Linked DNA regions of Homo sapiens: all the other regions are linked to region 5. Evidence: chromatin loops called from intact Hi-C (ENCODE). Cell type or tissue: PC-3. All regions are shown on one strand. Region 1 overlaps KIRREL3 (kirre like nephrin family adhesion molecule 3). Region 2 holds the start of LOC105369558 (a long non-coding RNA gene). Region 3 has its middle 75 kb from the start of LINC02712. Region 4 overlaps KIRREL3 (kirre like nephrin family adhesion molecule 3). Region 5 overlaps DCPS (decapping enzyme, scavenger). Region 6 overlaps ST3GAL4 (ST3 beta-galactoside alpha-2,3-sialyltransferase 4).

Region 1 (4,000 bases), 120 kb after region 5:
CCTGAGGCAGTGGGCAGCTTCTCTGTCGACGCCTCCGTGATGGAAGCTTTACTGCTACTTCTGCAGGAGGCAGGCTGTTTCTAGTTGGAGAGCTCTGTTAGAAAATTCTTGGCTGGGTGCGGTGGCTCACGCCTGTAATCCCAGCACTTTGGGAGGCCGAGGTGGGCAGATCACGAGGTCAGGAGTTTGACACCAGCCTGGCCAACATGGTGAAACCCCGTCTCTATTAAAAATCCAAAAATTAGCTGGGCGTGGTGGTGGGTGCCTGTAATGCCAGCTACTCGGGAGGCTGAGCATGAGACTCGCTTGAATGAACCCGGGAGGCAGCGGCTGCGGTAAGCCGAGATTGTGCCACTGCACTCCAGCCTGGGCAACAGGATGAGACTCTGTCTCAAAAAAAAAAAAGGAAATTCTTGAGGAGCTGGTGCGGTGGCTCACGCCTGTAATCCCAGCACATTGGGAGGCCGAGGAAGGCGGACCACTTGAGGCCAGGAGTTCGAGACCAGCCTGGGCAACATGGTGAAATCCTGTCTCTGCAAAAAATTAAAAAAATAGCAAGGCATGATGGCACACGCCTGTAATCCCAGCGACTCAGGAGGCTTAGGCACGAGAATCGCTTGAACCTGGGAGGCGGAGGTTGCAGTGAGCTGAGATCGTGTCACTGCACTTCAGCCTGGCCAAAAGAGAGAGACCCTATATAAAAAAAAACCGTATATATATGTGTATATATGCGTATGTGTATATATTTGTATGCTTCCCTATAATTTCCACTGAGACGGTGGTGATGGAGGTCCTGAGACCACATCATTGCTGGGGTGGTCTTGAGAGCCAAGGCTGCTTAGCTCGGAGTGCAGAAAATGCAAGGGGAACAGCTTTCTTCAAACATGTGCAGGCTGCCGAGTGGCAGAGGAGCAGACCCATTCTGGTGATTCATTTTTTGCATTACACTTATATAATGTTAGTGCCAGATGGGGCCATCAGAGTCATATCCTCATTATAAATGAGGAGACAGGCCTGGAATAACTGTGGCTGGCCCAGGGTCATGTGGCAGAAGAGGTGGGACTGGAACACTGTGTCTCCATTGTCTTCACCTGTTCTCTGCCATCCAATCTCTCACACGTTATCTCCTCGGTGCACGCAATTCTTCAAGCGTGCACAAACACTAGAATTTTATTGGTAATCACTGAAGACCTTTAAAAGTTTTCTCAAAGCAATTCCTTTATTGCTTCCCCACCCACTCCCCCACAGCTGTGTGAGTGACCTGCTTTTCTGGTGAGACTAGCAGCTCTTTATTTTTATTTTGTTGTAGAGATGGGGTCTCTCTAGACTAACAGCTCTTGTAGAGCAAGGATCAAACCACAAACCGCTTTTCCCCCTATCTTTCTGTACAGTTCCTGACTGAAAGAGCTATGTGTTCAATCCAAAATGCTGGCTGCCCTGCAGATGAAGTTCAGTCTAGTCCAGGTCAACCTCAGCCTAGCGCCCACTCTGCCAGGCGCCATGTTGCCCAGGCTCACATACACCGATGCATCAGACCCACTCCCTGCCCCAGGAGCTCACAGCACTGTTAGGACCCCTGTTCATTGCACTCCTGCTTACTTGCTCTCCGGGGCAGCCTAAGCCTGGCCTTTTTCTCTGTCCCCCTCCCTGAGATCCCGGATCTCCCTCCCGTACTTCTCTGGGAACGGGCACAGCAGAACGCCACGATGGTTGCCATAAGGACGAGGAAGGCCACACCAGCTCCTACGGCCACCCCAATGATGACGGCCATCGGCACAGACTCTGTGGGAGAGAAGCGGGCACAGCTGATGACGGATGGGGAATGGCCTACTATCCCCCCATGATCTCACCCCGTTCCTGCGGGGGCAGCCCCTGCCACATGGGGCCCTCCTGGGAAATGCCTCAGTGGGGCCTGGGCAGGCACAGGCCGAGTCCAACTGGGGTCAGCTCTAGCTGGGACTGCAAAGACCAGGGTGGAGGACACAGGGGCTTGGTGGGTGGAGGAGAGGGCAGGGGAACTGAGGTAAAGGGCAGAGGAAGGAGAGCGAGGCAGGCAGACACGGAGAAGGGAGGGCCAGGGGACAGGAAGACCGGAGATGAGGGGTGGGGCTGGCACGATGGAGCTCTCTCTGGCATTAAACAGGAATGCTCTATCACACAGCGGCCAGTGAGTCATAGGCCCTGGCTTTTTTTGAAAAATGACTATGGTCACTGCCCTTGTTTGTTCCGTATGTTCTCTCCTTCCCTTCCCTTTCTCGGGTGAATATAGAGGACATCCGGCTCTTAGTGTTTGCAGGTCTAAGTAGCTTCCCCGCAGGTCTGCTGGGCATCAGTTGTGGCCCTCAGGTGTCCAAGTCTCAGGGTCCAGGGAGCAGGGTTACAGCTTCTCCACTGCCACCTCTCTAAGGAGAGAGGCCCCTTTCCCTCCATCTCCAGGTCTGCAGCTTCTCCCTCAAGGCTGCCCCTCTGAGCATCCTTGCACCCCTCCTGGCAAGAGAGGCCCACACACTGGGCAGGCAAGCCCTCACCCCTGCTGAGTCTCTGTGGCCTGTCTCCTGCCCAAGCCGAGTGGGGGTAGGGACAGGGAGGGTAAGGATAGAGTCGGGGGTGATCTTCCACACAGCCTTGGCCCTTCTACAGCTGCAAGTGGGGTCGGAGCACATGATTTAGGGCCTTGAGGAATCCATCAGGAATAGAACTAGAGAATGCTGGGGCAGGGAGAGCTTGGGGCTCTCACTGAGGTCCGGAGAAGTCAAGTGATTTGGCCAAGGACACACAGGAGCTGCCCAGCCAGGGTCAATCCAGGTCTCCTCTCACTGCTCCCACCCCTCCACTCACCCCACTCCCACCCCGTCCAGCTCCACCCACAGAGTGACATGTGAGATCCCCCACATCTCATGTGCTCGGTACCGCCCAGACTGCTGCTGCTCCGAGTCCTGGCTCCATCCCTTCTGCTGAGCAACTGACTTTGCCTCTCTTATATCTGTAGGATGGGGATAATGGTACCGGCCCCTCTGAGGGTTGTTATGGGCTTGAGCTGGGTGAATGTGGGCAGAGGCCTTGGAGCAGAGCCTGGCACCCAGCCCTGTTTGGTGTTTGCTGTTGTTGTTACCCAGGAAGGGGTCACCAGCAGTTCACGGTCTTTTATTTTTGGGATGGAGTCTGGCTGTGACACCCAGGCTGGAGGGCAGTGGCACGATCTCAGTTCACTGCAACCTCCGCCTCCTGGGTTCAAGCGATTCTCCTGCCTCAGTCTCCCGAATAGCTGGGATTACAGGCACATGCCACCATGCCTGGCTAATTTTTGTATTTTTAGTAGAGATAGGGTTTCACCATGTTGGCCAGGCTGGTCTCAAACTCCTGACCTCAGGTGATCCGCCCGCCTCAGCCTCCGAAAGTGCTGGGATTACAGGCGTGAGCCATCGTTCCCGATCAGCAGTTCACAGTCTTAAAGGCCAGGAAAGTTCCTTTGAAAGACTGAGCCCCTCCCCAGCCTACCCTGCGTTCGTCAGTGTGGGCGAGTGGGGACAGCTAGGTATCAGTTCTGGGTTGTAAGCCTCTTGCTGTCTTTTTCTTTAAAGGGAGGAGAAAGACCTCAAACCCTGGCCTCTGAAGATGCTGCTGGGAGGAGGTATCAAGGGGTGGGGGTAGGGTGGCAGCCATTTGCCCTCCGGCCAGAGGGAGCTGGCGCCCCTGGCTGGCAGTGTTGCTGGTTAAGCTGGCACATCCCTTTGCCACCCCAGGACTTGCACACGAAGCCATTGGTTACCTACCAATTAGTGGCCAGGACAGCTGTAGGGGTGACAGGGAGGGGACCAAGAGGAGGTGGAATGGTGGACACTTAGGGATTGAAACGGGAGGTGCTCGCATTGGTTCAACAGTCAGACTGAGAAAAGGGGCTGGGCCTCAGCAGAGCTTGCCTTGACCAATAGACGACAACGTCTCTAGGTTTAGTTCCATGAAGAAAGGGAAACTGCTGTGGCAGCTCATTGGTTCTCTG
Region 2 (4,000 bases), 680 kb after region 5:
CCTCCCTCCTCAGTTCAGCTTTCTATTAAGGTATCCCAAAACACTAACGCAGCTCTTGGTGAAAGGAGAAAGGGAAAAAGTGGCCAAATCAAGGGGTCGGGGGACAGCAGGGCCAAGGTCAAACACCTCGTTGGTATAACATCTTTTAATTTGAGGAGGAGCTCAGTCCCCATTATTTTCAGTAAATTCTCAAACTATGCAGCTCTATGTTTCCTCTTCTACCCTTGTAGCATCAACTCTGCAGTTTGAAGTAAGGTTTTGCAAAACTTATGCAAAAAGTTTTCTTTTCTACAAGAGATGCTGAAGAAGTCACCTGGAATTTGCTAGTAGAACTATCAGTAAAATGAAGACAGCAATCCTGCCTTCAGCCCAACTCCACTGCCCAGAAAGGCTGGCACTGTGGGGACGAAGGGGGCAGTGGCAGCTCACCCTGATGCAGAGAGAGCGGCAAGGGACTCTGATGGTGAGTCAGCTGAGGGAAGCTGCTGGGGTCTCAGCACACCGTATAGAAAATCCCTCCAGCAACTTCAGAAAAACTGAATGAAAGGCCAAAGGTAACATAAACCGCCAGCTCTACCAACCACTCAGGCTGCAGACCAGACAAGGGAGTGGATTGTTCCCATGGTGGCTGCACCTTTCCTTCATTCTATTCCCGCTATCTTAGTTCACGCTGCCTGTGGATCAACTCGGGATCTCAGACACATCTCGTCACAATTATCAAGTGGCAAAAAAGGTGAGCCGCCATCCCCTTGGAGGTAAAGAAAGGCATGACGAAGTCTTAGGGCCAACAGGGGAACGAAGTCTTAGGGCCAACAGGGTTCCCCCGGTGTCTCTCCTGCAGCATGAAGGCCATTGTTTCCAGGGCCTGTGGCCAGGATCCAGTTATCTTGCCTGGAAGGATGTTCAAACAGCCATGGCCCGTGGTGGTTTTTTATAATGGTGTTGTTGGAAATTAGTAATACCATCCAGAGGTGAAAACAGAGTAGCACCTCCACAGCCTGCCCAGGAGATCAGGAATAATGAAGCCTCATTTTAGCATCTGTTTGTTTTGTTTTTTCAGCATTTGCGGGGAATGACAACAGAAATATTGGCTCCCTGACCCTGGAAGGGTGGAATCACTCCTTGTGGAAGGGAAAACGCCTGGAGCGGGGCAGGGGGCACAGGCCTGGAGGCGGCTCTAGGGAGAGGTAGGGGCTCTGGGCTGGCGGTCCCCCTGCTGGGGAGGACTCACCTTCACATACAGGAGAGAAACATCATCCCTGTGGCAGGGAAACCCGTGTGGTGGGCTGAGCTTCCTCGCTCCCTCTCTTTGAAGCTCTCTCAAGCCCCTCTGAGCATTTGCAATTGTACCCCCTTAGCTGCTGCCACCCTTCATCCGGATCCCCTCAAACACTCCACCCTCACACCCTGCAGAATCAGGAGAGAGGAACCCGCCTCCTGCGAGAGCCGCCGCCATCTGTAACGTTGCCCTCACCACCCAGAGGCGAGGAGGAGAGCCCCCCATCCCTCCCGTCCCTTCCCAGCTCCCGGCAGCCACTAGGCTTTCCCCTTCCCCGTCCTAAGGGACCTCCCGGGCTCTGCTCTCTCTGGGCAGGTTCAGGGCTTTGCAAGCGCTGCTGCTGCCACCATCAGGCTGACTGAGGCACTGCAGCCTTCACCTGGCGTCAGGGCCCAAAATAGTGCCCCAGCTCTTGGTGCGGCTTCAGAAGAACAGCTCCTCTCTGCCTCCGCAGTTGCCCCTCACTCAGGTGCAGCTTCCTATGTAAGAAAAAGGCTTCAGAGGGCATCTCCCTGAAGAAACAGAACTCCTTGTGAATGTGGGGTGGACCCCAGCGTCCTCTAGCAAGACGCAGAAAAAGTGCAGGTCCTAGGATTTAGGGAACGCAACCACTGAGGGATTAAGTGGTGGTTTTGCTTTCTTTGCCACAAGGTCAGTGAGGCAGGGAAGGGTGGGAATCACTCCTCCTGCCACTCCCGGATGAACGTGCTAAGCTTCCTGTGCAATGAACCAACCGGGCCCCAGTGTTACTCTGAAGCTGTCATTGCTCCCAGCATTGCCAAGGGTGACAGGTGGACTGTCACACTGCACCAGAGCCGAGTCACCTGTGACATTTGCAGGTGACTGACAGAAATGGGCACTGACATGCATTAAAGAACAGAAGGACGCGATGGTTTCCTGTTGAAGCTGAGCAGTGGGTGGCTTGGCAGAGGCTGTTTCTCTTGGCGTTGTCTCTGGTGACCCAAAGGGCATTCAAAGCCTTCCAGAAAGGAACAACTTCCTGCAGGGCACGTCCACACTTCACTTAGTCAGGTTCTTCTTCTGCCTCCTGCCAGGGGCCCTCTCAGCATCTCTCCATGTGCTGATATTACAAGCACTGCTGGCTTCTCCTCTCATTACCCCTCATTCCATTCCAATATTTCCACACTTATTCACAGCCTTCTATGTGCCCAATAGTGTGCTAGACACCAGGGGTGATAAAAGACTTGGATTTTAATCAACCAATTAAGAGAAGCAAAGTCCCTGCCTTTGCTTCCTTCCTTTTTATTATTATTATTATTATTATTTGTCAGAACAGCCACAAAAGGAGCTACTCAAGCAGTATGTCCTTAATTACTCTTCAGCCCCAAAGCCTGGCCTGTTATTTCCTCTGGAAACTTTGTACCCCGAGGTAAAACTGAATGCCAGAAAGATAAAGAAACTGACTCAGAAAGAGTCTGGAATAAAAAAGAAATTGAACTACAATGCTGCCTCCTTGTTCGAAGGTCAGACCTGGGATTCGGATGCATGATTTTCATAGGAAACTCCCTAAAATCCTTTTCCAGTCCTAGACACTGGGGATTGCCACAAATTATAAGACTATGACCTGTCTTATGACACCACAGCTTAGGATACTCTCCTGCATTTTTTAGTGTTGATGTGGAACAGCTGGATGTACCAGCATCTTGAGGAACATCAAGGCACATGAATAAGTGAACCAGACTGAAAATGACTTTAGTCAAGCAAAGTAACCTCTCTGGGGGTATGACAGCAATAATGCCCACTTCTCATTACTTCTGCTGATGAAATGAGGTAGTGCTTGTGAAAGCCACTCTGCAACTTATGAAGCTTTACACAAATGCTAGTTATCATCACCATCATCATCATAAGAACATAATTACTGCCACGACTAACAACACCCTCAACAACCAAAAGAATTTGCCAGGCACCTACAAGAAAATTTGCTGGCAAAGAGCAAATAGAATGCATCACCTACTCCCTAGGAATGTGTCATCCAAAATAAATAGATTGTTGCTAAGAGATAATATTCAGAGAATCTTACAGTTGGAGAGGTTTTGGACGTCATCTAGTCTACTCTCTAACCCATTTCTCAGGAATTGACTCCTACATTCCTGATGGCCTGAATTCCACCGTGAGTCAGAACACTCTCAGCAATGAGAGACTGTTCAGTGGGCCAGCCTTAGACTTGAGACTTACATATCCGCAGTCATGGAAATAACACTGTCTATTTCTTGCTGAACAATCGGGGTTTTGCTTCATCATTGAGCTTGTCCTGCCAGCCTCCACCAGTTCCTGAAGAGAACAGGCCAAAGTGTGGAACATACAGGTAGATCTGATGATATTCTCTACTCTTAAATGGAAGGGTACTCAGTGCCAGAGCCTTGTAAAACATTTCCAACATCTTCTGAGTAGAATTGTTTCACTTGTAACCTTGGTTTCCCTAAAGCCAGTATAACTTAGCTTCCTCTTGAGAACAAGAAAGACATCATCAGCAAAATGTCCCTAGGTTTTTGTGCTCACCTGCTCCAGTGCTGTTTCCTCTTCTGGTTAGCACCCATCTTCAATGTTAGGCTGCCTGCGCCTCTAACTAGCCAAGGGGATCCACAAACTGGCAAATCTCATTCCTCAATGCACTCTTTCTGCTCAAGTCCAGCGTGCAGCCAGCAGTCCTGCCTCTGTGTGTTTCCATGATCTTTTTTCTTCTCTTCCACATTCTTTAGC
Region 3 (4,000 bases), 1.0 Mb after region 5:
ATGGCTAGTGATATTGATAATCTTTTCCTGTGTTTCTTCATTTATTTATTTATTTATTTTTGAGAAAGAATCTCACTCTTTTGCCCAGGTGGTAGTGCAATAGCGCGATCTCGGCTCACTGCAACCTCTGTCTCCCAGGTTCAAGTGATTCTCCTGCCTCAGCCTCCCCAGTAGCTGGGATTACAGGCACACACCACCATGCCCAGCTAATTTTTGTATTTTTTTTTTTAGTAGAGACGGGGGTTTCACCATGTTGGTCAGGCTGGTCTCGAACTCCTGACCTCGTGATCCGCCTGCCTCGGCCGCCCAGAGTGCTGGGGTTACAGGTGTGAGCCACTGTGCCTGGCCTCTTCATTTATGTTTTAACCATACATGTCCTCTTTTAAGTAAAGGGTCTGTTCAAGGTTGTTTTTTTTTTTTTCATGTTTGTTTTTTGCCTATTTTAAAATTGGGTTGTTTGCTTTTTACTGTTGAAATTGTGTTACCTGTTAATTTGAGAGTTAACCTCTTTATCTTATTAAGTCTTCTAATCCATGAGCACTGTATGTCTCTCCATTTAGTACGTTCTTTTATTTCTTTTATCAGAATTTTATAATGTTCAACCTGGAAATACAGTGTAAGTTATGTTACTTTTATAACTAAGTATTTTGTGTTCTTTTAAAGCTATTGAAGACTTTTCTTTTTGAGTTCTGAAATTTCATTGCCATTATATAGAAATATAATTTGGTTTTGTATGTTGACTTTGTGAAACTCATTTATTCATCCCAAGAGCTCCTTTGTCGTTTTCTTGGGACTTTTCTACATACAGAATTACGTCGTCTGTGAGTAGGGATAGTTTTATTTTTTTCCAGGCGTCTCCTAAAGTGTTATCTGTCCAAGGTTAATGACCACCTCCTGGTTTTATGCTACTGTGTGTCTACACTGAGAGAGAAAGGAGGAAAAATGTGAAATTGTCTGCCAGTTTCTTGGTACTTTAAATTTGTATCTTCTTTTCCAACCCTCCAGCTATTTTTTACCACTAGAGTCCTCAAAGAGATGCTCCATCCTTTCTGCACAGGTTTTACAGCTACATTCAACAGGAGAGACAATGTGAATTGTGCTTACCCATTTTACCTCAAACCAAAACCTAAGATTGATTTGGGACCATTTTTCTCCAGTAGTTAGAGTATATTTGTATTTCTCCATCCATACTCTGTTTTTCATTTCTGACCCTTAAGTTCCTTTTCTGACCTTAGTCCTAGATAGATAGCCAGGGTTGTGAGTATGAGGCATATCAGTGGAACAGAGTAAAACCAAGTGGATATTGAACACTGAGCTTTGGTTTCCTTAGCACTGTGCTCTCAAAAATTGAGTTAAATGAGTCTGGACACAGGACAAGAGAAAACTTTAACTCGGCTTATGTTCAGATTATTTCAAATGAGTGAGTTAATGAACCCCTTAAGCCACAGAAATTATCTGTATCAATTCACAAAACAGGAAATCAATGAACGCTTTCTTTGGCTGGCAAGTGTGGTTGTTGGAAATTCTGTGACATTTGCTTTTTAAAATGTGAGTGTGTGCGTGTGTTGCCAGCGTCGGTGACGGGCTGCAGCGAGAGGTGGCTTGGGGACCCAGTCAATGGAAAGAAAGAAATGGAGGAAAGTGGTGATGGGAGCCCTGGAGAGCTTGTTCTGACGGCTTTTACTGGTTTCATCGGGTTTCGTCTCTTGCTCTGGAGTCATCATGTAAACTTGGGTCTCTGGGAACATCTTTCCTTTCACAGTGATCTGGCTGATGAGGTTAAATCAATCTAATCCCATGAAACTGCCTGGTAGCTTCCTGCTGTTTCAGAATAAACTGTGGAAGAAAAGTCATCCCCGCCTTTAAGTTGCTGTCCTTAGTCGCAATGCATTCGGCGTTTTGGTAGCGACGCAAACACCAGCACATTTCAGGCATCGCTTTAATATTAATAATTCTTCCTATTCTCTCATTTCCACTGCACCCAGAGGCTCTAAGAGCTGGTCTGCAACACCGCCATCTGGTGGCTCCAAAGCTACATGGACGAAAAAACCAAAATCTTGCTGGTTTTTAGTTTTTTGTTGCTGCTGTTGTTGTTGTTTTGCAAGCCATTTCTTCTGCTGCTTTCAGTTGACTTAGGATGAACTTATGGCAGATTTGTGCATCATTTTATGCCTCTGCTCAAGCCATTTTTCTCTTCCTGGGGGCACATGCCCAGAGGCGTCCGAGGTCAAGAAGAAAGAAAACAGAGGGATTTGGAAAGCAGCAAGGGTTTCTGATAAGAAACTCTAAGAATTATAGAGAGAAAATGGTGCTACTGGGATGCATCTGATGTGAACGTAGTTGTATGAAGTTTCCTTGTCTTCTTGGGTAATTTCAGGAGTTTTTAGTCTTTACACAGACAATAGACAACATGTTTGAACTGGGAGATCTTTTTGCATTGACATTTCTGGGTTTTGGAGTCATTGGTAGAGAAAATGACTTCCACACCAAACTTCCCCCTGCTCAGTACCATGCCTTAGCCCCTTCTCCAGACTTAGCCCCTAAAAGTGCTTTGTTGTTTCATGTGTAATGATTTTTCCTTCTAAACAAATCTGGAGAGTTTTACTGTTCCCTGAAATTTTGAGTATTCTAGTTGAAAATGCCAAAATGAACACTAGCTGCTTCAGTAATCCTGATGGGAACATACGTTTGTAAGAAACAGGAATCTGCTGTGTTTTTATTTTACTCCTGTGGGCATCTCATCTTTCTCCCCAAGTTACTCACCTTAGGAATTCCTTTTTCATTTTTTTCCAATTTCTCCTTAATGTGATGTGTGTATATTTTTGTATGTATGTATACATGTGTGGGTGGGGTGTATGTATGTGTGTTATATATTCTCTTTACTAAACTTAAATTCCTGCATAAATAAGAAAAAAAAGAGGCACCTCTGCCTTTCAGGAGTGACTGTTCTTCAAGATTTTTAACTATGCCTCCAGGTTGTGTCCCCACCCCTCAGAATCTTGTCAATTAGAGCATTCACTGCAAGATCTGAAGACGTGGTAGCAAAAGCATCAGCATTGCTGCCTAGCTTTCTCCCCTTCATCATTTGTCCCGCAGTTGTCAACCAAGTTCAACCTATTTGAGAGTTGTCATAAAAGCCAGCTAGAAGCTCAGAAATTAGTGTTAATACAGCAGCCTCTTCACTCTAAGCAATGAAAAGAGACTGGTTATTGGGCAACAGAAAAGATACAGTGAAGATGAAATGGTACCAAATTATCTATATGCTGTATGACCAATCTCTGGACATTTGAGTATCAAAGTGATTTATTATTACACATGAACTTAGAAACATTTAAGGACAGAGACTAAAGCTATTTCATATCCTCCCCCTACCCCCTGCCATCCAAAATCTTAAGAACTTGGAAATTACATACTAGTTCACTCAAAAACATACATAGAGACTTAATGATCAGTTGGAACCCAAGTTCCAACTTTATTATAGTCAAATTCATGAAAAGTCTACAATTATCTGGATCACTGATAATAGTTGTATCAAGAATACAGAAGTAAAAGAAAAATTAAGGTTTCCTGACAATCCAAAATTATGTCACAGATCCCATTTACCAAAACTTACATTTTAGTTCTTCATTCATAGGTGAATTTCTTAAACCCATTGTCAATATACATAAATGACTTAATTTTCATAGAATTATCTCAATAAGTTTGGCCAAAACCACATTAGAGATACAAAGTTTGGCAGTGAAATTCTGGTTTAGGCAAACAAGCTTACAACACTAGGGCATTACAGGTAACAATTTGGGGAAATTTTTTTAAACACACAAAAATAAAATCAAGAAGTCAGCGTTCCAGTGGCCTGGGACATTTTGTATAGGAGTTAGTAGCCTCATCAATCACAATACTTCCAAGTATCGTAGGGTATTATAGCATCGCATAAAACATTAACTGCACCCCAGAATCTAGATTATGCTCTTCGTCCTCTGCTTGAAAGGCAATGAATATG
Region 4 (4,000 bases), 170 kb after region 5:
AGCGTTTTAAATCTTGTGTGTGTGTATGTGTGTGTGTATATATGTGTGTACATGTGTGTATATGTGTGTATGTGTATATATGTGTGTACACGTGTGTATGTGTATATGTATATGCATGTATATGTGTGTATGTGTGTATGCGTGTGTATGTGTGTATGTATGTGTATATGTATATATGTATGTGTATGTATGTGCATGTAGATGTACATGTGTGTATACATGTGTATGGGTGTGTGTATACATGTGTATGTAAGTGTGTGTGTGTATATGTGTGTGTATATGTGTGTTTGTGTGTGTGCATGCATGTGTGTGTGCATTGGGTACAGTTGGGAACGGGCTGCGTGAGTAGTGGGAGGGAGGAGGGCAAAGCAGGAGCCCTTCTGAGGCCAGCTGGGACAGCGCTGTAGGAACTCTGCGCTGCTGTGGCATCAGGGTTGGTGCTCCCTGTCTCTCCTCGAGAGAGGGAAGCCTGGCTGAGGGGGGCTTGGTGCTGGGAGCTGATTCTCAGCCTGTTTCTCCGTGGCTGCTGTCCTCTGATTTGTCTGGAACATAGGATGGGAGAGGGCGGCAGGCCGAGCATGGTGACAGATCAGAGACACTTGGCTGAGTGGGGAGAAGGACGTTTGTGGGTTCTTTGATTTTGTTCTGCCGCAGACCCAGGGGCTCTGGGAGAGTCAGTGCTAGGAGTTCCAGCACTGACTACAGTGGAGGGAGGATGCCGAAGCCTCGGGGTGCATCTCCCACACCTTCAGCATCTTCTCCATCCCCAGGTTCCCCGCTGCAGCCCTGCAGTCAGCCTGCCATGTGTCCTGCCCTCCTGCCTCCCTCCCTCCCAACCTTTCTCTCACCAGCCTCCTCCATGTCACAAGCTGAGGCTATGATAGCTGAGTGAAGCCATACACGGCCTGCCATCTTAGAGCTGATGGGGAGGCCCTTGCCACTCCAGGCCAGTGCCCAAGACGGACATGTGTGCAGCCTTGGCACCTCCTGGGAGCTTGTTAGAAAAGCAGACTCTTGTGCTCCACCTCAGACCTCCTAAGTCAAAATCTGCCTTTGAAAAGACCCCAGACAATTCACATACATTTTCAAGCTGGAGGAGCGCTGCTCTAAGGGTTCCGAGGTAGAAATCATGACAAACTGACAAGTGCTATGAAGGGAAGGCTCACTGGACAAAGAGCACGTGTGGGGACCCTTGATCCCTTCACAGGCTGCCTGCTCCCTTCGCTCCCCCGGGGCCGGCCAGAGAAAGGGGCAGACTGCTCCCTGCTTACTAGCTTTGGAGTTACACGATCTTGTTTCAGAACAGCTTCCTTTGTGTATGCCGTTTCTTTAGCTTGGAATGCTGGCGTTCTCCTGGACCACTGGTCTTCTCCTGGGTCACTCTTACACACCCTTTGAGACTTAGTTCAGAGGGCACCCTCTCTGAGCGGCCTTTCTAGAATCTGCCAGTTGGGCCAAGTGTATAGGGCTTCTGTCTATGATCCCACAGCATCCTGGGCATCCCCTGACTCACTAGCTACCACATCCTATGGAAATCTCTCTGTGTGTGTCTCTTCCCTGAACCATGATCTCCATCCGGATCCCCATCTCCCAGCAGAGTGCCTGCCTGCTGCACAGGGCACAGGGTGGCATATGCATTTGCTGAGCTGAACTTGACTTGAGTCGATCACTTTATGAGCCATATGATTGTAGACAAGTTATATAATCCGACAACCTTAATCCTCTTATCTGGGAAGTGAGATAATAAAAATACCTATCTTGCAGGGTTATCATGAGGATTACCTTACAATATGAAAGATACACAGAGAACATTGTAAAAGGCTATACAAATGTAGGTTATTATGTCTAATTTTTAGGAATAATATTTAGGTTTGTGGCTGTGTGAAAAGTGCTGAGCCAAGGTCCTCTCATTTTATTCTCAATATCTTTTGAGGCAGGGACTATTAGGGTCTTCATTTTATAGGTTAAGAAGCTGAGACTCAGAGAGGGCAAATTACTTGGCAAAGACCACACAGCCATAAGTGGTGAAGTTGGAATTTAGACTCGAGATTTTGACCCTACAACATGTTCTGTTGGAGTTAGAGCAGCTCCCAGACTATCCCTGCAGCTGCAGCAGCCCTTCCACTAACCCCTGCCTTTGTCCTGGCCCTAGAGCTCTGCGAAGCGGGCTCTCTGCCTGTCCCAGGGGGCATTCAGACCTGGCAGGTACTCTCCTCCCTTCCCTCCCCGCAGTCTGAATTTCAGAGGGCCCCAGGAAGCATGAGCCTGGCTCGCAGTTGGTGCTTTGGCGATGTCTGCTAAGGGAACGGACGAATGTTGTTTGTAGTCCGCCCAGCTCTTTGCTGCCTTTTGTGGTTTTGCCCGGTTCTCTGGTTCTGGGCCGCGTGTAATCCCAGCTTCCGGTTTCCTCACGTATACAGATGCGCCACCTAATGGCCACAATGGAGAACTGCAGGATGTAGAGACAAGAGGGAGCTGACCTGGTTTTAAGAGTCAGCTTCCCAGTGGTAGCCGAACAATGTTTGGAGAAATTCGTATTGAGCACCTACTATACGCCAGGCCCTTTCTAAACACTAGGGACAAGAAGCTTCTGCCCTAGTGGAGTTTACCTTCTAGTGGGAGAGACAGACAATAAATGAATACACAAATACATACATAATACAAGGTTAGGTGTTGATAAGTACTAGAAGGAAAGTAACACTGGGCAGGGAATAGATACATCCTAAATTGGCCTCCGGGATTCCCTCCTGGCTTTTCTCCTTCCTCTCTGGTTGTTACTTTTTGTTTTCTTCCCACCCCTTAAATGCTGGTCTTCCCTAGTTAGCTCTTGCTGGCCATATCTCATTTGACACACTATCTAATGGAAAACCTTCACTTTTCTGTGAACTCAACTCACATCTTTAAGCTGACGAATTCCAAAGAAGCATCTCAGGCCAGACCTCTCTCTTGAGCTCCAGAGTCATGACCCAACTGTCCACGGGCCTTCGAAGCTCAGCAGGTGTGACACCACACCCACCGCCTCTCCCAGACACCCATCCATCCCCATATTCTGTATTTTGGAGAATGGCCCCACTGTTTGGGGACCAAGTCAGAAATCTGGGGGTCTTTCTGGATTCCACTCTCAGTCACCCTGTCTTGCCAACTAGCCTGGTTAACCCTCTGAAGTATCGCTCAGATTTGTCTCTTTCCATTCCCACAGGCTTCCTGGATCAGCCATCATCCTTTTGTGCTTGGATTACAATAGTGCTTCTCCCCTCCATCTCCTAGTCCTCTGTGCTTTTCCAGAGTGACTGTTACAGAAGTCTGAATATTCACCTATCCAGTCAACCAGTAATTCACCCACCATGTGCTGAATGTCTAGCATTCCTCTGTTTCAAATCCTCTGAAAGTCCCTCATTGCCATCTAAATAGTCTGAACTTCTTGGCCACTGCTGACTCTTCGGCCTTGCTTTTCATCACTTCTTACCTCAATTCCTCCTTGTGGATAAGAGCCACCTGCATTTGTTGGAGTAAATCGCTTTTCCCCAATTGCCCCTTTCCATTTTTTATTTATTTATCTTTTTTGAGACAGAGTTTCACTCTTGTTGCCCAGGCTGGAGTGCAATGGCATGATCTCGGCTCACTGCAACCTCTGCCTCCTGGGTTCAAGTGATTCTCCTGCCTCAGCCTCCTGAGTAGCTGGGATTACAAGTGCCCACCATCATGCCTGGCTAATTTTTGTATTTTTAGTAGAGATGGAGTTTCACCATGTTGGCTAGGCTGGTCTCGAACTCCTGACCTCAGGTGATCCACCTGCCTTGGTCTCCCAAAATGCTGGGATTACAGGCATGAACCACCGTGCCGGGCCTGCCCCTTTCCTTTTGCTTTGCTAACTTGAAGGTCGGGCAGCTTGGGTTTGAATCCTGGGTGCTATGTTTACTGGCTTGTGGCCATGGGAAAACTGCTTAGCTTCTCTGTGCCTCAGTGTCCTTATTTGTAAAATATGAATTAAAATAACAAA
Region 5 (4,000 bases):
ACTTAATGCAAAACAGCCTTGTCTTCCATTGAGCAAAAGCCAGATTAATTGGTGCAAGTTGATGGAAATGGACAGCTGTATTTCCTTTCTCAGGCAGTGACGTTTAAGCAAATGTATTCCTCAGCACAGGGCGGCAGAAGAATGACAGAAGGCACCGTGGCCAAACACAACTTGGGGTGGCCCCCTGCATTGCAGGCTCTAGGGGCTATTATTTTACTGCCACACCCTTTCCCTCACCTTCCGAAATCCCTCTACCCACCCTCCCCACCCTTGGCCAAAATTCAGAAGGTTCTGCCCGACAGATGAACCCTGTGGAATTCACAGGCTGTCCTTTTTATTTTCCCAGTCCTTCTGTGGCATTGCACACAAGTGGAGGTAGTCCCTGCTCGCCCTTTCTGTTTCTATTGTTTTTCCCAAGATAAGCACTGAAAGAGGCAGTGGGTTATTGGCCCACCACAAGTCCTTGTTCCCACTCAGAACCCCAGGTGTCTCCAGGGCCACCCCCACCCACCTGGGAGCCTCAGATGTTAGTTCATCTTTTCTTTTCCTGCCCCTTTTTTTTTTTTTTTTTGAGATGGAGTTTTGCTCTTGTCACCCAGACTGGAGTGCAATGGCACGTTCTTGGCTCACTGCAACCTCCGCCTCCCAGGTTCAAGTGGTTTTCCTGCCTCAGCCTCCCGAGTAGCTGGGATTTACAGGCACACACCACCACGCCCAGCTAATTTTTGTATTTTTAATAGAGATGGGGTTTCACCATGTTGGCCAGGCTGGTCTCGAACTCCTGATCTCAGGTGATCCAAAGTGCTGGGATTACAGTTACAGGCATGAGCCGCTGCCCCTGGCCTTCCTGCCTTCTTGGTATATAAGTCATCCCTCAGTATCCACTGGGGATTGGTTCCAGGACTCTCCTTGGATACTAAAATCTGTGGATGCTCAAGTCCCTGATATAAAATGGTGTAGTATTTGCATGTACCCTAAGCACATCTCCTGCCTGCTACAATGTAAATGCTATGTAAATAGTTATTATACCATGTTTTTTAGGTAATAATGACAAGAAAAGTCTGTACGTATTCAATACAGACGCAATGTCCTTCTTTTTTTAAGTATTTTTATTCTTCATTTGGTTGAATCCACAGATATGGAACCCACAATACGGAGGGCCGACTGTACATGCGGTGCCTTTCGCTCCTGCTTTTCCTACCAAAACTAGGGATGGGGATTTGGAAGTCGCAGCGGTTTGCTTCAGGGCCCGGTTGCTCCCTTGTTTAGCTGCATAGCTTTTCCCTGGGTGATATTTGAGGTCAGGATTGTCAAACTTTTTCTGTCAAAAACCAAAGAGTCAATATTTTAGGCCTTGTGAGGCACAAATGGTCTCTGTCTCCTCTTCTTCTTTTCCTCCCATCTTCCTTCCCAACCCCTTCTTCTTCTGCCTTTTCTGCCTTCTCCTTCCTTCTTCTTTTTCTCAACCCCTGTGAAAATGAAAATATCACTCTTGGTTTGCTGATTGTACAAATAGAGGTCCAGCTGGCCATAGTTTGTTAACCTCTGTTCCAGATTTTTACCACTCAAAGTGTGGTTTGTGAACCAGCAGTATTCGCACCACCTGGGAGTCTGGTAAAACAGAATCTCCTCCCCATTTCAGACTACAGAATCACTGGAGTCTGCATTTTAGCACAACTCCCTGGTGAGCCATATGCACGTAAAACTTTGAGAGGCACTGGTCTTTAAAAAAACACCATCTGTATGCCGGCGACGCCCACCTTTATTTCTCCATCCTTGACCTCTCCAAGAACTCCGGGCTCATATTGAAATAAAGCCCTCCTTGACATCTCCATTTGGAGGTCTCATAGGTGCAATTCAAGAATCCGATGCGCTAATGTACTTAAAAGCACTGAGCACAATACTAAGTAGTAGCTGCTGTTATTAGTCTCATGTGCCAGGCCCTATGCCGCGTACCGTAGCTTCAGAGATGAGTAAGATACCATCCTTGCCCTCACAGTCTTGTTTGGGGTCAGGGGTGGGGACATAGTGGTGAAAAGAGGAGAGTTTGGTCACTGCCTGGATATAAGGGGTGAGGTCCTCGAAGGTTGGAGCCATGTCGCCCATATTAGGTGCTTTCAATAAGTGAAGAATGAACCCACAAACTGACCTATGTGTAGATTTGTTTTCCTGTGGGCTGGGCATTCCACAGCCACAAGGTGGCAGCATTGCCAAAATAGTCCTGTGGCCCACTCCAGCTGTCCCCTCTGTGGGAAGGCCAGCTAAGTCAGAGCCTGGGACCTCCCTCTCCAGTCCCAGCCTTGGAGTCAACTCAATGCTGCCCACCCCGAGGGCCCTGAATGTGCAGTTCCTGCAGCCTCAGCCCTCTGTCCCCCTGCATGGTTGTGCCTTTGAGTTTTTCTGCTGTCTCTGGCTGCTTCTTTAGACCTCCTTCCTAGAATACTGTTTGCCTAGGGGAGCCCCCACCCCTCATTTCTGAGCTGGCCACAGTAGAAATCATGGGCTCAGCTGATTTTTTTCTGGTATTCCTCTGGTCACTGGCAACTTTCTTTTCCTCTTCAAGTCTGGAGGTTTTGCAGTCTCCTCATTCGTTTATCCCCTCCACGTTCTCAGCTGACTGCAAGAGGCTGCTCGTGTGAGCCACTCATCCTTCCAGCTGCAATGTCCATCCCAACGACATAATGGAGAGAGCATGGGCTTTAGGAGTTAGTCATGCTGGGGCACTCATGCTTTCTCATGGCATGCACTGGGGCAGCAACATGCTGTTTCTGAGTTTTAGCACAGTGCCAGTGCTGAGAACAAGCCTCACGTCAGGCAGACCTGGGTGCGAATCCTGGCTTTGCCATTTGCTAACCATGAGGACCTGGGACATTTCTTTATTCATTTAACAAATGTGAAGTGTCTGCTATGTGCCAGCTACTCTAGTAGAAGCAAGGTCTGTGTTGGTGAAGATAACCGATGTCTCCCTGTCTTTGCAGTTCTAGTGGGGAAGGCAGACAGCAAACAAGGAAGCAGATGTCTGAGTGGCCATGAGCAGGAGAGAGCCTACTCAGACCAGGGCTCTAGGAGGGCTCTCTGCAGTGGAGCTGACACCCAGGCTGAGGCCTGAAAGATGGGAAGAAGCCAGCTGTGCAAAGAGGGGAGAACACTCTGGGCTGAGGAATAGCACGTGTTCTGGGGATGGAAAGAAGAACAGAAATGAGGCTGTTATGTCAGGAGTGATGGGGTGGGATGGTGGCAGGGGTGTGTACTACAGATGAAGTTGGGGAAGTAGCTTCAGTTATTTTCTGTTAAATTAGGTTAGAAACTGAACTTACCTCAGTGGGTAGGTTATGAAACACATAAGGAAGTTTTCACAACTTTAGCCACTGCCCGCAGTGAGAGATATGTTTCACATTATGGTCTATTACACATGGACTAATAGACATGAATAGAAATGAAACTTTATTTATTGAGTTAGTTAGTTAGTTTGTTTTTGAGACGGAGTTTTGCTCTTGTCATCCAGGCTAGAGTGCAATGGCGCGATATTGGCTTACTGCAACCCCTGCCTCCCGGGTTCGAGTGATTCTCCAGCCTCAGCCTCCCGAGTAGCTGGGATTACAGGCATCCTCCACCATGCCTGGCTAATTTTTGTGTTTTTAGTAGAGATGGGGTTTCACCACATTGGCCAGGCTAGTCTCGGACTCCTGACCTCAGGTGATCCACCTGCCTCGGCCTCCCAGAGTGCTGAGAGTACAGGCGTGAGCCACCGCATCTGGCCAGAAGTGAAACTTTAAACAATGCTTACCCATCCGCTATGGCATACTCTGTAGTATTTCCTATCTAGTTTCAGCCTTATTGGTTTCCTTTTTTATTTTTTAATTTTTAAAATTATTTATTTATTTTTGGGGCAGAATCTCTCTCTGTCACCCAGGCTGGAGTGCAGTGGTGCGATCTCGGCTCACTGCAACCTCCACCTCCCGGGTTCAAGCCATTCTCCTGCCTCAGCCTCCTGAGTAGC
Region 6 (4,000 bases), 65 kb after region 5:
GTTCCACCTGCACTGGAGCGATGCTATCCGATGAACAGATCCATTTATTAATTCAACACGTTTGTATTGAGAGCCTGCTGGGTGCCGGGCACTATTGTCAACATGGGTAATACAGCAGCAAGCAAAACAAGAGAAACATCTTTGCAAGCAGGGGAGGGGGCCTGCAGTGTTGGGTGTGTGGAGTTGTTGCTGGGAAGTAGAGAAGCTGAGTAAGAGCTGGACAAAGAGGCCAGGCACAGTGGCTCACCCCTGTAATCCCAGCACTTTGGGAGGCCGAGTTTGGCAGATCACTTGAGGTCAGGAGTTCGAGACCAGCCTGGACAACATGGGGAAACCCCGTTCCTACTAAAAATACAAAAATTAGCTGGGTATGGTGGTGCATGCCTGAAATCCCAGCTACTTGGGAGGCTGAGGCACGAGAATTGCTTGAACCCGGGAGGTGGAGGTTACAGTGAGCCAAGATCACACACCATTGTACCCCAGCCTGAATGACAAAGCAAGACTTTGTCTCCAAAAAAAAAAAAAAAAAAAAAAAATAGAGAAAAGGAAAGCTGGATGAAGAGAGATAGCCAAGCCCATGTCTACGGAAAAGCATTCTTGACTGAGTGAACGAAAGTACAAAGCCTCAGAGGAGGGAGCATGCCTAGGTAGCCCCCTAGACCTGGTGAGGCTGGTGCGTGGGGCAGCCTCCATGGAGAGGAGTTGGGCAAGGAGGGAGGAGGTGCTGGCCAGTAGAGCACGTGTGTCTCTGTGCGTCAGAGCAAGGACCCGGGCTCTCCCCGTAAGTGAGAAGAGTCCATGGAGGTTTTGGGGCTGAGGAGGAGTTTTACAGATGACCGGTCTGTTCTTGGCACTTGCAATTAGCGGACCGTCTGTATCCGAGTGTTGATCGGGTGGATTCTAACCCTGTGGGAGAACTCCCCAGCCCGTAGCCTGCGCTCACTGTACCTGGCAGTTGTATTAATGACGTCAAATGCACAGTCCAGCTTGAGTCCCCTCTAGAACGTGGGCAGCGGACACTAAGCCGAGAGGAATCGCTGTGGGTTGGCAGACACTGTGGAGACTGACTCCTGGACAGGCTGTGGAATGTGTGGAAGCAGGTACAGCCCAGGCCCGCGCTGAAGTTCGGCAGGGAAGCCAGAGGAGTCCGCAGCCCGGGAGACCTGGCCTACAGCGGAGAGAGTCAGTCCATGCCAGTGGTGGGATGTGGCTGCAAAAAATGGTCGGATTCATGGAAGTCTGGTGTCCATCTGGCAGGCGTTAGTGGTCCCACGAATACAGCTGTGTGCCTTGAACACATACTGCAGAGCTTCCAGAGAGCACCAGGGCTGTGGGGGCTAGAGACTGTGTCTCGTGCGGAAGCGTGGCTGAGGAGGGGCTTGACAGGCTCTTCGTCACTGTGCGGAGCCTTCGAAGGACTTGGATGTGCTTGAGACCCCTTCCCCTAATTGCTGTGTAGGGCAGGGGTGGACATCCCGGGGATCGTGGAGTCTAGGGAGCCAGTCTGCACGGGATGGTTTTAGAAGCCGTAGGATGTGGGGGTTCTGGCTGAAGTAGCCAGAATTCCAGTGCCAGCTCCGCTCCTCACGAGCTGTACAACCTGGGCCGGTTACTGACCCCTTTCCCACCTTAGTTCCCTGGCTCTACAATGGAGGTAATTATCGTGTTGAACTCACAGGGTCGAGATCATATTTAATACTTGCACAGCCCTTAGAAGCATCTAGCACAGTGGTCCTCAGCATTTGGAAATGTCTGGAAACATTCTGTCACACCTGGGGAGTGGGATTTCCTTCTGGTGTCTAGTGGGTAGAGGCCAGAGATGCTGCTAAGCGTCCCACAATACACAGGACAGACCCCGCAACAATGAACTGTCTGGCCCCCAAAGTTAGTGGGGCAGAGATTGCAGGATCCTGATTCCTTTTCTTCCTTTTTTTTTTTTTTTTTTTTGCCCCTGGCTATGAGTAAGAGATCCTGGTTTCGCACAAAGTGAACGTGCAGTACATTGTTTCAGTTGTTAATTCGCCATGCAATACATCGTTAGTCACGTATTATTGTTTGTCAAATGTGTATAAAACATCTGCCACATTCTTGGCAGTTTAATAGAATCTAGAGATATAAAGAAGTTCCTGACCACAGAGTTCATAGCCTCACAGGCAAGATAGGAAAACACAGAATTATATAATACGAAATTACATTATATCATAGAGCATATTCTATAGTAAGTTACTCCGATTGGCTTTTGGTATTAAAATGTCTTCAGTTTCAGAGGTCCCAGGATAGTGGGCAATATTTGAAAGCCAGTAAATATAAAATAAAATATATTACCTGTGTGAAAGAGAATTTTTCAGGCACAATAATATTTTAAAGAGTTTATTTGTGTAAGAAGTGAATTGGGAAACAGAAAACCGAAAGAGGTTTAGTGGCCCAATGACAGTTTCAGAGGCAGGTGTTTGGAGAGTGAATGTAAAAGCAAAATGAAGAATTTATTTGATTTAATTGGTTGCAATTACAAAATTGCTTTGTTTGGTTTACCTTGTTGGAAGTTTCCTAGTCACATAACCATATGTTAGTTGGCTACTTATGATTGGCTGAAGTTTTATTTGTGTCAAACAGAAGCATTTACCATAAATAACCCCAGTTAAGATTTGATTATGCTGTCTTTTAAGCAAGGTTAAGGCTGTTGTTAAGGCCTCATTGGTTTTGTTTGGTAAGGAATTTTTCAGGCCTGGTCTCCAAATTTTGCTTTAACAATTCCTTGCTTCTGGTTATTCTCTCAGCAAGCTGATAGTGTGACTAGATGACACAGTATTACTCTCTGTTACCACCACCAATGTAGTCACTGGGACAAAGAGTCAGGTAGATGTTGTTGTCATCATCAGTAGGTAGGTTGGGGATGAGAATTCCATGGCCACAGTTAGCAGTTACATAGTCAGTGTTGCTTTCCTCAAGTTGAATGATCCTCATGGTAACTGTTTGATATTTGAGCAGCTGTTGGAAATCATTTAGAACCCTTGAGAGAATACAAGGCACCAGGGGGGTAAACATAATAATTATAAGGAGAATAATAGCCAAGGATTGAAAAATTCCTCTGAGCAAAGATTCCCAGGAGCCAAGACTTAACCAGCTGAGTGAATCAATGGAGAAGGCAGTGCCCATCTAATGAAAAACCCATGTGTGTTCTTTAAGGTATTTTAAGTTTTCGGTAATACCTGATTTGTTAACATAAAAATGACACTTTTTTTTTTTGAGATCGAGTCTTACTCTGTCGCCCAGGCTGGAGTGTAGTGGCGCAATCTCAGCTCACTGTAAACTCCACCTCCCAGGTTCAAGTGATTCTCCTGCCTCAACCTCCTGAGTAGCTGGGACTACAGGTGTGTACCACCACACCCAGCTAATTTTTGTGTTTTTAGTAGAGATGGGATTTCACCATGTTGGCCATGCTGGTCTTGAACTCCTGACCTCAGGTGATCCACCTGCCTCAGCCTCCCAAAGTGCTGGGATTACAGGTGTGAGCCACCGTGCCTGGCCAACACCTTCTTTTTTTTTTTTTTTTTTTGAGATACAGTCTCACTCTGTCTTGCCCAGGCTGGAGTGTGCAGTGGTGTGATCTTGGCTCACTGCAGCCTCTACCTCCTGGGTTCAAGTGATTCTCCTGTCTCAGCCTCCTGAGTAGCTGGGAATACAGGCGTGTGCCACCACACCCGGCTAATTTTGTATTTTTAGTAGAGACAGGGTTTCACCCAGGCTGGTCTCAGACTCTTGACCTCAGGTGATCCACCTCTCTCAGCCTCCCAAAGTGCTGGGATTATAGGCGTGAGCCATGCGCTCGGCCAGCAACACCTTTCTACCAATTAGGGAACAAGGTCTCCCTTTTTGAGCAGTTAAAGTAGCAAGAAGTCTTCTATTGTACAGTACTACTGAGGCCAATTCATTCATCCCAGATTGTACTGCTTAAGATAATTCGAAGTGTCAATTAAACTTTTTCAGAAGTTGGTAAAAT

What was found. Hi-C counts contacts between places; a loop is a spot of excess contacts. Peaks named below come from ENCODE experiments on the same cell type or tissue, not always from the same donor. Only the 100,000 strongest peaks of a DNase experiment are listed, where the experiment ranks them.
Region 1: a loop joins it to region 5, with 5 times the contacts of the local background. A loop is called at or near these places in 57 of 110 quality-filtered maps.
Region 2: a loop joins it to region 5, with 33 times the contacts of the local background. A loop is called at or near these places in 32 of 110 quality-filtered maps.
Region 3: it touches region 5 in a loop (31-fold over the local background); 11 of 110 quality-filtered maps call a loop at or near these places.
Region 4: a loop joins it to region 5, with 13 times the contacts of the local background. A loop is called at or near these places in 101 of 110 quality-filtered maps.
Region 6: a loop joins it to region 5, with 3.0 times the contacts of the local background. A loop is called at or near these places in 6 of 110 quality-filtered maps.

What each region holds. Positions count from the first base shown.
Region 1 is chr11:126,429,745-126,433,744 of GRCh38, forward strand. KIRREL3 (kirre like nephrin family adhesion molecule 3) reads right to left here. Exons shown (of 17, transcript NM_032531.4): 14 at 1,675-1,782. Among named protein-coding and RNA genes, the nearest start is that of ST3GAL4, 76 kb to the left of the region's middle. In PC-3, no CTCF peak of the experiment used is centred here; a DNase peak (open chromatin) is centred at 2,177; H3K27ac peaks cover 2,787 bases.
Region 2 is chr11:126,988,930-126,992,929 of GRCh38, forward strand. The region is part of intron 1 of KIRREL3 (kirre like nephrin family adhesion molecule 3); the gene reads right to left. It overlaps LOC105369558 (a long non-coding RNA gene), which reads left to right and starts at 3,502. Exons shown (of 2, transcript NR_188549.1): 1 at 3,502-3,605. In PC-3, CTCF peaks have their summits at 1,648 (motif pointing left) and 1,858; DNase peaks (open chromatin) are centred at 1,612 and 3,392; H3K27ac peaks cover 1,204 bases; H3K27me3 peaks cover 1,271 bases.
Region 3 is chr11:127,344,026-127,348,025 of GRCh38, forward strand. No RefSeq gene overlaps it. Among named protein-coding and RNA genes, the nearest start is that of LINC02712, 75 kb to the left of the region's middle. In PC-3, CTCF peaks have their summits at 2,018 (motif pointing left) and 2,217; no DNase peak of the experiment used is centred here.
Region 4 is chr11:126,478,492-126,482,491 of GRCh38, forward strand. The region is part of intron 4 of KIRREL3 (kirre like nephrin family adhesion molecule 3); the gene reads right to left. Among named protein-coding and RNA genes, the nearest start is that of KIRREL3-AS1, 63 kb to the right of the region's middle. RefSeq lists an enhancer at 407-908. In PC-3, CTCF peaks have their summits at 2,427 (motif pointing left) and 2,628; a DNase peak (open chromatin) is centred at 2,410; H3K4me3 peaks cover 304 bases.
Region 5 is chr11:126,308,471-126,312,470 of GRCh38, forward strand. All of the region lies in intron 2 of DCPS (decapping enzyme, scavenger), which reads left to right. Among named protein-coding and RNA genes, the nearest start is that of TIRAP-AS1, 6.1 kb to the left of the region's middle. RefSeq lists an enhancer at 2,948-3,017. In PC-3, a CTCF peak has its summit at 2,194 (motif pointing right); a DNase peak (open chromatin) is centred at 2,221; H3K4me3 peaks cover 75 bases; H3K27ac peaks cover 1,517 bases.
Region 6 is chr11:126,373,943-126,377,942 of GRCh38, forward strand. All of the region lies in intron 1 of ST3GAL4 (ST3 beta-galactoside alpha-2,3-sialyltransferase 4), which reads left to right. Among named protein-coding and RNA genes, the nearest start is that of ST3GAL4, 20 kb to the left of the region's middle. In PC-3, no CTCF peak of the experiment used is centred here; a DNase peak (open chromatin) is centred at 2,039; H3K27ac peaks cover 421 bases.